2 separate regions of the Homo sapiens genome follow, and region 1 is linked to region 2. The links are chromatin contacts, found by Hi-C in ENCODE. All regions are on one chromosome and are shown on one strand. Each heading gives the region's core, a stretch centred on a gene start or an enhancer-like site at or near the end of the contact. The rest is flanking DNA. Distances are from core to core; before and after follow the strand shown.

Region 1 (5,290 bases), core at 2,430-4,929, 37 kb after region 2:
AATGTTATTGCTTATAAAGCCCTTAAGCTCTCTTTCAGGTGAGTTTCAAATCGTTATCTCCTTACACCCAGCAGACAGATGTGAGTCCGCTGCTTGGTGACATCATCCTTTTGTTAGAAGAGCACCGACTCACGTTTCTATAGCAAATCGATAACACTATGTGACAAATCCAAAATCGACAATGGCTATTTCTTAGCTTTAGGTTTTATTTTTCTTCAGAGAGAAACAAGTATGGCAAATATCTGTGAATTTCTGTTTAATCTGATGACAAATTAATTAATAATGATAACAAATGGTTATCTACTTAGATATGTAACGTAGGCAGTGGAAGTAATATTTTATCCGAACATTAGAACCAAGATTTTGTGTAAGTGCAAGAGGACATAGTCTCCACCCCACTGTGTTACAGATCAGGAAGTTGGAGGTGGCTCGGTTACAGGGTTAAGTTACATGCACGTCACGCAGCCCTGAGCTGGGGAAACCAAGAACAAAGCCCCTATGCTTGCTGGGCCATCCCACCCCCTCACATTAGATTTGCTTAAAGAACCTGCCAGAGGCTTCGTCTGGAATAGCACCTCGGTCTCATTCATCTCTATCACGAGTTTCTGCATTTTGACCATGAGCCTGTTCCAACATTTCAGATTCTCCACTCATCATTAAAATAACTTTATTCCAACCTTGCAGCTTCCAAATTAATACTGACTCTTTCCTTATCAGAAACAAGCAATGATTTAGAGTATCACTGAAATAAAATCAAAATGTTTTACCTTGAGGCTTAATTCTCTCTAAAATCTAGTCAGATGCTCCCCATCCCAGTTTCACCATTATATCAGCACAAATCTTGAACATTTCATTTTCTAATCTGTCATCCTTTTAATCTCCTATTTTATAAATGCTCTTTTCTGTATAAATGGCCTGCATATTATAAACAGTATTGAATAGCTTGTTTCTTTCTCTAATCAACCTGATCTGTCTACTCAATATCCACCCATGCATCCATCCATCCATCCATCCATCTACTCATTCATTCACCTATTCATTTTTTAATTAAGCATTTCATTAATTTATTCAGCACTTACTATATTCTAGACAGTATCCTGGGGATATGAAGATAGATAGATAGATAGATAGATAGATAGATAGATAGATAGATTAGAGAGAGAGAGAATAGATGATAGGTAGATAATTCTTTGTCACTATCTTTAAGGTACACAAAATTTTGTAGGAGAGTCTGAGACATACAAACTTCTTATAATACAATGAATGTATTTGGTGCAATAGAGCAAAAATAGGGTCAGGACTTTATGACTACTAAGCCTCACAGGTGTTTTGATGCCTATGGAATCACCACATATAAGTCCCACTAATTCAGTCGCCATTTGTGACTAACGTGTCCAATACTCAGTAGGAAAGATATAAAAGAAAATAATTAGAGTTCCTTAATATCTCTTTGGTCCACCAGCAGGCATCCATGTTTGTGATCTTCTGGGCAATTTTCAGACCTGCTGGCATCACAAGTTCCTCCAACCAGACTTGGATAATGGGTCAATCAGCAAGAAGCACTTTTCCTGAGCCCAAGTTCTAAAACCTCCACAGCAACAGCCCTAATGAAAAATGTAGTATCTCCCACTTCTCCTTTCTATTGCCTTTTTGTTTGGTTTTCACAGGAATCTATTTCTGAGTGTTTGCTGTAGGCAGACACTTTCCTCATCTCCACCTTTGATTACGAGAACAGCACAGCCCGGTGGCTGCCCGGGGGGAGGTGGTAGGCAGGGTCAGAGTGCACACGCGCGTGTGTTCATGTGTGCTGTGTACAGGTGCTGTGAGGGTCCAGGAACTGCTGGCTATCACAGTGAGCGGTGACACAAAGGCCTGTAATTCTATGTTGAGAATAATATTTCCAGCCTAGAACTAGCAGTCTGGCTGGAATGAAATACACAGAAAATAGTCAGGATAGTCCAATCTATGTCTGAGCCTCCAGATTTAAAGATAGTTTATATCCACAAATACATACTGCTATGTCTTTTTACCTTTCCATTTTCACAGCTAGCTGCCAATTTAAGTAAGCATCCTTGCTTTAGTTAAGGGCTTTAGTAATAAAATAATAATAATAACTTCACGAACAGGAAGAGATTCTATAAATCCTGAGTTTCATGCCAGGAAACCACCCCAGAAAACACTTTTTGTACTAATAGCTGTAAAAAAAGGTCAGGTACCTGACTTAAATAATTGCTTTCCTTTTTGTATGTTTGGGGGAGGAGGAATTTCTGGTTCTACTTGTAACACGTGCATATGAGGTTACACAAAGATTTCTTTCCTGGAAAACTGGAAATAAGCATAATCAAAACTGTAAAATGATCAAATACTGGTGCAATTATTTTCTTCAGGAATCTCACGATTTCATCTGCGGGAGTGGATCTGAAATCTAAAATCTGAAAACATTTATTTCACTTTATGATTCTTTTTATTCCACATTCTTCTCTAATTTTTTCCTTGACTGAAACATTGGTATCTCTGTTTCTCATGGTCTCTCTTCGCCTCAGCCGTGCAGTTCTGTGGGTATCTAGGGGGCCTTTTCAGTTCAAAGTACATCAGCAGCCCGACGCTGGTGGTCCACGTTTTCCTGTCGGCTCTGTGGGTTGCATCTGTGTCCTGTTACCTCGGAGGGGTTGTATGTGCGTCCTGAGAGGAAGACAGCCTGGGAAGACAGGGTGGCTTGCAGAAGACGCCCACCATTTGCACAGAGCTAGCCGAGGCAGCTGGCCTGAACATGTGTGCATGCGTGTGCGTGCATGTATGGGTGTGTATGTGTATGCTCATGTGCTTGTGTGTTTATGTGTGTGTATGTGCGTATGTGAGCATGTACGTGTGTGCGCATGTGTATGTTCATGTGCTTGTGTGTGTGCGCGTGTCTGCGTGCGTTTATGTGCGTGTATGTGCATGTGTGTGAGCGTGTATGCTCATGTGCACGTGTGTCTGTGTGTGAGCACGTATGGGTGTGTGTGCGTGTGTGCTTATGTGCGTGTGTGCATGCATATATGTGCATGTGCATGTATGCACGTGTTTGTGTATGTGTGTATGCGTGCATGTGCATCTGTGTTGAGGGGCTGTTGCTCAGGAAGCGAGGGACAGGGCATGTCCTAGGTAGAGACAGCTTTCTGGGGAAAGCCTTGTTCTAAGGCAGCAGGGCGGTCTTGCACTTGCGCGGCTGCTCCTGGGATTTGGAAAGGACACAGGTGGGAAGTTGGAGAGATGGCCTGGGGCAGGTGGGGTAGGTGGGGCAGGTGGGGCAGATGGGGCAGGTGGTGCAGATGGGGCAGTCATTAACGAGCATGCCTGGAACCCCATCCCTAGTCTTGTAGAGGAGGCAAGGAGCTGTCCAACTGTCTCTTAAGAGTGGCACAGTCAGTGCTATGGTTTGGAGGTTTGTCCCCTCCAGATCTCATGTTGAAACGTGATCCCCAGTGTTGGAGGTGGGGCCTGGTGGGGGATGCTGGGGTCAGGGGTGGATCCCTCACGATTATCTTGGTGCTGTCCTCCTGGTTATGAATGAGTTCTTGCTCTGTGTGTTGCAGTGAGAGCTGATTGGTAGGAAGAGCCTGGCCCCTCCCACCGCCTCTCCCACCACGTGATCTCTGCACAGGCCGCTCCCCTCCCCATCGGCCACGAGTGAAGCTTCCTGGGGCCTCACCAGATGCAGATGCTGGTGCCACGCTTCCTGTACAGCCTGCAGAGCCATGGCTGCACAAACCTTTCTTCCTCATAAATCACCCAGCCTCGGGTGTTCCTTTCTAGCAACACACACGGACTGAGCCGGATGACATGAAGCAGCTGTTCCCGCCTCCTCCTGGCACCTCCCTGACTCACGCACTTGGTGCGTGGAGGGGTCGTGAGCGGGCACAGGCAGCCACTTCGCTGCTTGCCTCATCAGCCTCACAGTTCCCCACAGGTGAGTCCTGGCATAGAAACATCCCCTGCATCTTAATTTGCATTTGTTAATAATTATGTGAAATAGAGAAAATAACTTATTTGTGCACAGCTCTGACTTCCAAACGAAACCACTCCAGCTTTTTGGAAGCTTCCGCATTTGGGGATGATATTAACCAAGTGACCACAGACGAGAGAGGCACTGCCCTTCTCTTTAACCCAGAAACTGGTCAGGAGCCTGAGGAGAATGACAAAGGGAAAGAATTCTTACAGGAACTTCTCCCTCCGCTTCCCTCAGTTTAAAACTACAGTGCTCGCCACAGAATCTCACTTCCAATTCCTTGTGGAGAACTGCTTCTTGTACTTATCGCATCCTCATTTACGATATGACTCTGCTAGTATTTTAAATACATGTCTAGCGTTCCTTATAGAGACATTCTCATCCCCACATAGATCGGTGGTTATGAGGGAGTTTTCTTTCCTATGCCTAGGATTCTGTTTTGATGATTTTTACGGGGTTTGCTTACAGTAGTAACTCAGCAAACTGCCTGATGATATTTAAAAACTTCTTCCTCCTTGATTTTCATTTTAAATCAAGCAAACACAATAATCCACAAAAACTAAATTAAAATCAATGCCCTTAACATGACTGGCAAGAAGAATGCTGTTTCTGTTGTAAGAAGACTTGCTATACATAACAGGATGATTAGAAAGACTTGCTGTAAAAAGACTTGATATACATAACAGGATGATATACATAACAGGATGATTAGAAAGTTAAAAATATAATATTGTGAGATGCTATTTGGTTTGGTAAGACGGGGGTCAGATAGTCTATCAGAATAATTTTCTTCCGTTTGATCACACATCTCATCAGAGGAGCAGGAGAGCCGTCCAGCGTGAGATATTTGAAGGGGTGTTGGCAAGAACATCAGATGGACGACAGGGGAGAGGGGCCCAGCTGCACGGGGAGAAGCCGATGAGGGATGGGTCTTTGCTGTCATCAACATTCATAAATTTATCATTCTGGATGCACAAATTAAAATTATTCACTAAGCAAGAATGCCATTGAACTGAACGTTATAAAAATCCTGGAGTAAGTAGAAAAATGCCAGGCTGATATATCTGTGCAGTAAGAGGCATATAATTCTGCCTCCATCAATAACAGCCCCCACACTTTATGGACTCCCCTCTTGGAGGTGGCTGTGAATAACCCGAATGCATGTGCAGCCTCTCGACAAACTCGTGTCCGCGGCTGTGGGCTACGTTCTCGCCAATGGCTGTGTCTTCGGCCAACACACCTGAGCTTACTGCATTAATGTTACTGTGCGATACAGCAGCTCCGCGCCTCCTGTGAGTGCCC
Region 2 (5,912 bases), core at 1,691-4,190:
CTCAGTGCTCATTGTGTGTGAGAATTATCTGCAAGAACTCTAGAAAGTCGTGGAGCCCTGGGCCCCACCAGAGAGGCTCATCAGCTGCACGCGTGGGTGCCGTGGGAGCCCGGATGCTGGGGAGGCCGGATTTCAGCCCTGCTCCCCTTGGCCAAGGCCTTGGATAGCAAACCTGGAAAGTCAAACCAAATCCATCTACGACTGGGTGAGACTCAGGTGAAGGGTTGTCAAGTTATCTGGTGATTCTGATGCAGCATTAGGGTTGGGAACCCCAGTAACATTTAAATTACTTGAGCTCTTCAGTTGCAAGTTATTGAAAACAAGTGAAAACAAAAAGACTAAATAAACATTCTCCACACACACACTCACACTTCTCGTAAACAGAATTTGGCAAGATAAGCTCTTGCTGGTCTGGGAGCTGGACTTCTTTATAGCTCTTGAGGGGAAGGAGAGGAGGTGCCTGCTGCTGAGTGGAGACCCTGTGGGCTCACCCATGCCCTGCCCTGACCTGCTCCCGGCCCTGGGTTGTGGGCGAAGCTATAGCCTCACACTTCATTTTGGGCCAAGGGTTAGGTGGGGTAAATAAAGGTCATGGAACATGACTTGGGATATCTGACTTATTCCTAAAGTGTAGTTGGAATAAAGCAGGAAGAAAAGAATATAGACATTTGGGAACGGACATGGTTTAGGGAAAAAGTTTAGGTATTACAAAATGTGCAAAAAGATGTTTGTTTTGCAATTTATGTTTTCAGGCTGGTGTGAACTAAATACAGATTGACAGCTCTGAAGAACCAAGAGTGGTCAGAAAAACAAAAGTGTGGTGGTAGCTCTTCACCTACTGGGAGTTAAAAACACGTGCCGCGGGTGTGAGGAGAGCTTGGCATGATTCCACAGAGGAGGAAGAAAAAAGGAAACAAACAAACAAACAAACAGATGAAAGGGAATTTGTTGAATTTACAATGAATTAGAGTCTTTCCATTGTACTAATTTAAAAGTTAATATATCAGCTTCAAATTTTTCATAAATTGTGGTAATTTCCAAGAAGGTCATCTACATGTTTCTTGGTTTGCTTTGAGAAAGCACTCAATATAAAGAATCCATTCCATTACTTTTTATGTATTAAAATCTCTCTTAAGCATCTGACTATTTCATAATTTATAAGCTAGTGTAGACTTTTGAGGCAAGCATTTTCTTTGAAAAGATACAGACATTATCTCAGATTTGGCAAAGAAAAAAAAAAAGGATGTACAAACATCCTACAGTTGGCACTGCCTTTTAAAGCACATCCAAAAATGACCCACAGCAAAGTGACAATGGTAATATTTGCTCACATCACATGAGCAGGTCTGAGTAGCCAATGACCTGTGTCTGGGTTGCTGGTGTGATGTATTACAGTTTCTACAATTTGCTGCAGGCAGAAATCTTAATTAAGGCCTTTCCTAAAGAGTGACCTTCAGGGAGGGCATTACTGAATTGGTGTGAAAATAGACAAGTGGCCAAATTGCCCTGGTGGGACGGTGGAGAACTTGGATATCTCTCTCCCACCAAAGAATGGGCTGTGCTGGATATAGGCCAGGCTGCAGGATCAATGATCAATGATCAATGAGCCCTGCACCCCATGAAATAGCCTAACACTGGGGAGACGTGAAAGGGAGGACTTTTCTTTTTGGCGAATGCACGTCCGCTCCTCACACTGGAATATTCTGCATCTCCCTGCATGCATGTCTTCTCTGTGAATTCTGGGCCTGCGCGAGTCTGAGAAGAGCAATGCTCCCTAACAGCATACGTGTATCTGTGTTTCCTCGGGGGAAAACGCTCGCATATCTGCGGTCCTTGACGATATCGTCTGACAGGTTTTAGAAGGAGATGGTTTCTTCTTGGTCAGCAAACCAGGATGAGATGGGAACACATTCCGATCTGATCAGGGAGACCTTATACAGTGTTTGCCCTCCTTTTTGAGAGAAATTGGAAGGCATCCTCCACTAAGGTGAAGATGGATTGTGCAGCTTCAGGGGGCACAGGCTCCTGGCCGGGTGCCAGCAAGCGCGACTGCGCACCTCGGATCAGTGAGGCTTGCTTCTGCCAGATTTCTCGCGGCTGTGTGAAGTATTGCAGCCAAATGTCTCTCAATTTGCTCATTTCTTGGCCAAAGTTACTCCCTGATACTTAAACTCTAAGACATTGATCAACTTCTCATGCACTTGTGGAGGCCCACGGATGCATCTGACCTTCCCTTTCAGCAAGGCGTGACCGTGCCTCTCTGGGAGCTTCTGCACCGGATGCACCTGACCTTCCCTTTCAGCAAGGCGTGACAGTGCCTCTCTGGGAGCTTCTGCACCGGATGCACCTGACCTTCCCTTTCAGCAAGGCGTGACCGTGCCTTTCTGGGAGCTTCTGCAATCAGGGCAGTGGATCTACCCAAGTCGTCTGGTCACAGTTCTCAGTATCCTCTGATCTAACATTTTCCTGTGAGTCCAGAGGAACAAATACCTTCACAGCCGCCACTTAATGTGTTGCCCATTAGTAGCGGATCCGCAAGTCTCGAGCTTTCTGTTTGCATTAGCGGAAGAAAAACAACAAAGTCAATCTCAGAGTTTTTTAAACCACTGGGAAAACTATAAAGATGGCAAATGCTTTTGAGTAACAATTATTAGGCAGAAGACACCACGGTTATTTCAACCTGCCTGGTCTTTAGGTAAGACGAACTCTGAACTTCTCAAACCAGCACTTTCTGAAGCCTAGAAGAAGAATATGTAAGGAAGAAGAGACTCCAACACAATTGTATACAAGAAATGCTGGATGAGGGATCCTAATAATTAGCATATTAGGATCAAACACTCTTGGGTGTCTCTCTTGGGTGAAATATCTGGTGAGCCTGAATGAGAGGGGGTCAAAATACTGTGGGATATTTAAATTAAAATGTCTCCATACACCACATACTTTCATATCATGAGGGTCTGTCTAGGCAAGCTGCTGCTACAGGTGCACGGACAACAAAGACCTCAGCCTTGCAGCTGACTGACAATTTTGTGATAAACAGAAGCACACGTTAGCTGTCAGGTAAGTGAGCCTGTGCAAGATGCTGTCATCAGAGAATACATGAAAAACCAGGAGGCCCAGGAGAAGAAGCAACACTAACAACGGCCTAGGAGAAGAAGCAAGCCTAACGCCAGCCCCTTTAGTGGAAGGCTTCACCCAGGACTTGCCTTGGGAACTTGCCCTGGAGGAAGAGTAGGATTCCACCACTCAGAAAGGCAATAATGGGATGATAATAGCAGGCAATAGTATACTATAGATTATATGGAAATAATAATTAAGAATAGTAGGTTAAATGTTAAGATAACCTTATATCTGAAAGCACTTAACTGTTTACAAGGTAAGTTCCAATATATTAATTCAAATGACCACTGAAAAAATCCTCTGAGGTTTCTTTTACTACTGCTTTTAATTTTTATTTTAATTTAATTTTGTTTTTCTGAGACAGAGTCTCGCTCTGTGGCCCAGGCTGGAGTGCAGTGAGACAATCAGGGCTTACTGCAACCTCTGCCTCCTGGGTTCAAATGATTCTCCTGCCTCAGCTTCCCCAGTAGCTGGGATTACAGGTGTGTGCCATCCTGCCCAGCTAATTTTTGTATTTTTAGTAGAGATGGGGTTTCTCCATGTTGTCCAGGCTGGTCTTGAACTCCTGACCTCAAGTGATCTGCTCTCTTTGGCTTCCCAAAGTGCTGGAATCACCCGCCTGAGCCAAGACAGCCAGCCTGCTATTGTTTTTTTAAATAAGCCGTTAAATGGCTCACCCAAGACAATATACACATGAAAGTAAGAATCCAGAGCTGAACTTGGTTCTCTGTTTCCAAGGACCATACCCCAGTTGTCTCATGAACTACATACGTCAGCAGATAGGATGCCATGTCTAAGCCTTACAGGATTACCATGCTGAAGGAAGAGGACCTTGAAGTCCACATCATGGCAGGTGCTTCATATCTCTTAGGAACAATGAAAAAGTAACTGGCCAGAGGAAATGCCTTCTGCAGTCCTCACAATTTTATAATTTCTTTTTGTTTATGTATTTATTTAATTGTTATTATTTTTTAAGAGACAGACTCTTGCTCTGTGGCCCAGGTTGAAGGGCAGTGGCATGATCATGGCTCACACAAGCCTCAACCAGGCTTAAGCAATCCTCCCACCTCAGCCTCCCAAGTAGTTGGGATTACAGGTGTAAGCCACCACACCCGGCTAATTGTTTTTATTTTTTGTAGAGACAGGGTTGTGCCACGTTGCCCAGGCTGGTCTGGAACTCCTGGGCTCAAGCAATCCTCCCATCTTGGCCTCCTAAAGTGCTAGGATTACAGGCATGAGCCACCGTGCCTGGCTTATTATTTCTTTTTAGGAACCATTTTGAAACCTTTTATTTAACTGGAGTTTTACAATCTTACTGACACCTAGCATTTGTGTGCCTACAGAATGTTAAGAAATCCTGATAACTCAAAAAAGCCCATTCTTTGTTTCACCATTTTGTCAGCTCTAGAGTCATCCTGCCTGACAATTAGCAGGGCCAATTCATAAGGAGTCCCAAAACCAACACACACTGTTTTTGTGGAAATTAAAAATGGAATAAACAAAGTCAGATGTAATGAGACCCACAGTCTGGAGAAAATCCTACCCCTAGACTTGACAATGAGCCTGCCATAACCTACCTTTCTTTATGTTTTTGTGTATACATGCTACCCCTCAACAAGGCAAGGAGCTTGTCTGTAGCAAGATTTCAGAAAAAAAGAAAAAGAAATCAGAGTGGAAAGACCTTTCTGTCTCCGCTGTTCATGGCTGAGTGATTCGCCTCTTTGAGTTGTAGTTTCTCCTGTTAAAAAGTAGATAAATTTCCCTTGCTTGTCTAACTGGATTGTTGTAAAAATCAAAGGAGATAAGACAGCAGAAAGCTACTTCTAATTTGTAAATTGCTACAAAATGAGAGTTATTGTTATGTATCTCTCTTGGCCTTTAATAGTTGTTGATAAGATCATTTTTGTGATATAAGCATCACTCATTTGTTCTATAACTCTTCATTGAGTTTCTGCTTTTTGATTTAGGGAACTGAGTAGCTGGCAAGACAGGGAAGCATATAGTTTAGTGGCAGAAGGCAGAGTGAACCATCAATAAGTGAACAATAAGCGCCACACAGAGAAGTAAAACTAAGTAATGGGATGAGAATGAGAATGGCTGGGGGAGGGGCTTCAGAGATAGGGATTGTTATGTGTTCAACGGTGTCCCACCCAGAAAATACATGTTGGTGTCCTAACCCATGGGACCTCAGGATGTGACTGTGTTTGGATATTGGGTCCTAGCTCGTTAAGAGGAGACCCCACTGCGGTAGAGTGGGTCCATGGTCCAGTATGTTGGTGTCCTTATCAAAGAGAGTCGTGAGGGAACACAGGAGAGTACCACGTGACGCTAAGGCAGAGATTGAAGGAGCAGGAAGGATCATCCCCTGCGGCCTTCAGAGGGAGTGCAGTCCTGCTGACACCTTGATTCTGGACTTCTGGCTTCCAGAACTATGAGAGGATGGATTTCAGTTGCTTTAAGAGCCCAGGTTTGCAGGACTTTGTGTTGGCAGCCCTAGAAGGCTAATAGGTGGTCCAAGAACACCTGTCTACAGGTGCAGCATTTCACCTGGGACTCGACTAAGGAGGGAGGCAGGGATGCAAGTCAGGGAGTGTCCCGGGTGCTGGGGGACCCCGGCCTTCTGAGTCTCACAATCAGAAGGTGGGCAAGACAGCTGGAGGGGAGCAGGTAGGGAAGGAGGTGGGAGACGAGGCCAGGAGGGAGAGCAGGGCTTTGTAGGGGGAGGTGATGTGCTTGGACTTCATGCCAAGTACCATGAGAGGCCTGGGAGAGCTTTAAACACAGGTCGCTGC

Evidence for each region. A loop is a pair of places that touch in the nucleus more often than their neighbours do. Pooled maps may share reads with other maps.
Region 1: a pooled map shows a loop between it and region 2 (7-fold over the local background). The contact joins the promoter of ADARB2-AS1 here to the enhancer-like site in region 2. A Hi-C loop is called at or near these places in 1 of 37 single-sample maps with no recorded cell type and 5 of 50 pooled maps.

Annotation. Positions count from the first base shown.
Region 1 is chr10:1,522,951-1,528,240 of GRCh38, forward strand. ADARB2-AS1 (ADARB2 antisense RNA 1) reads left to right here and starts at 3,680. Exons shown (of 2, transcript NR_033387.2): 1 at 3,680-3,949. The region is part of intron 1 of ADARB2 (adenosine deaminase RNA specific B2 (inactive)); the gene reads right to left.
Region 2 is chr10:1,486,996-1,492,907 of GRCh38, forward strand. The region is part of intron 1 of ADARB2 (adenosine deaminase RNA specific B2 (inactive)); the gene reads right to left. Among named protein-coding and RNA genes, the nearest start is that of ADARB2-AS1, 37 kb to the right of the region's middle. RefSeq lists an enhancer at 2,084-2,133 and a silencer at 2,276-2,442. Within about 2 kb of position 2,941, at least 3 of the 41 ENCODE cell types and tissues checked have a DNase peak (open chromatin) inside an H3K27ac peak, as active enhancers do.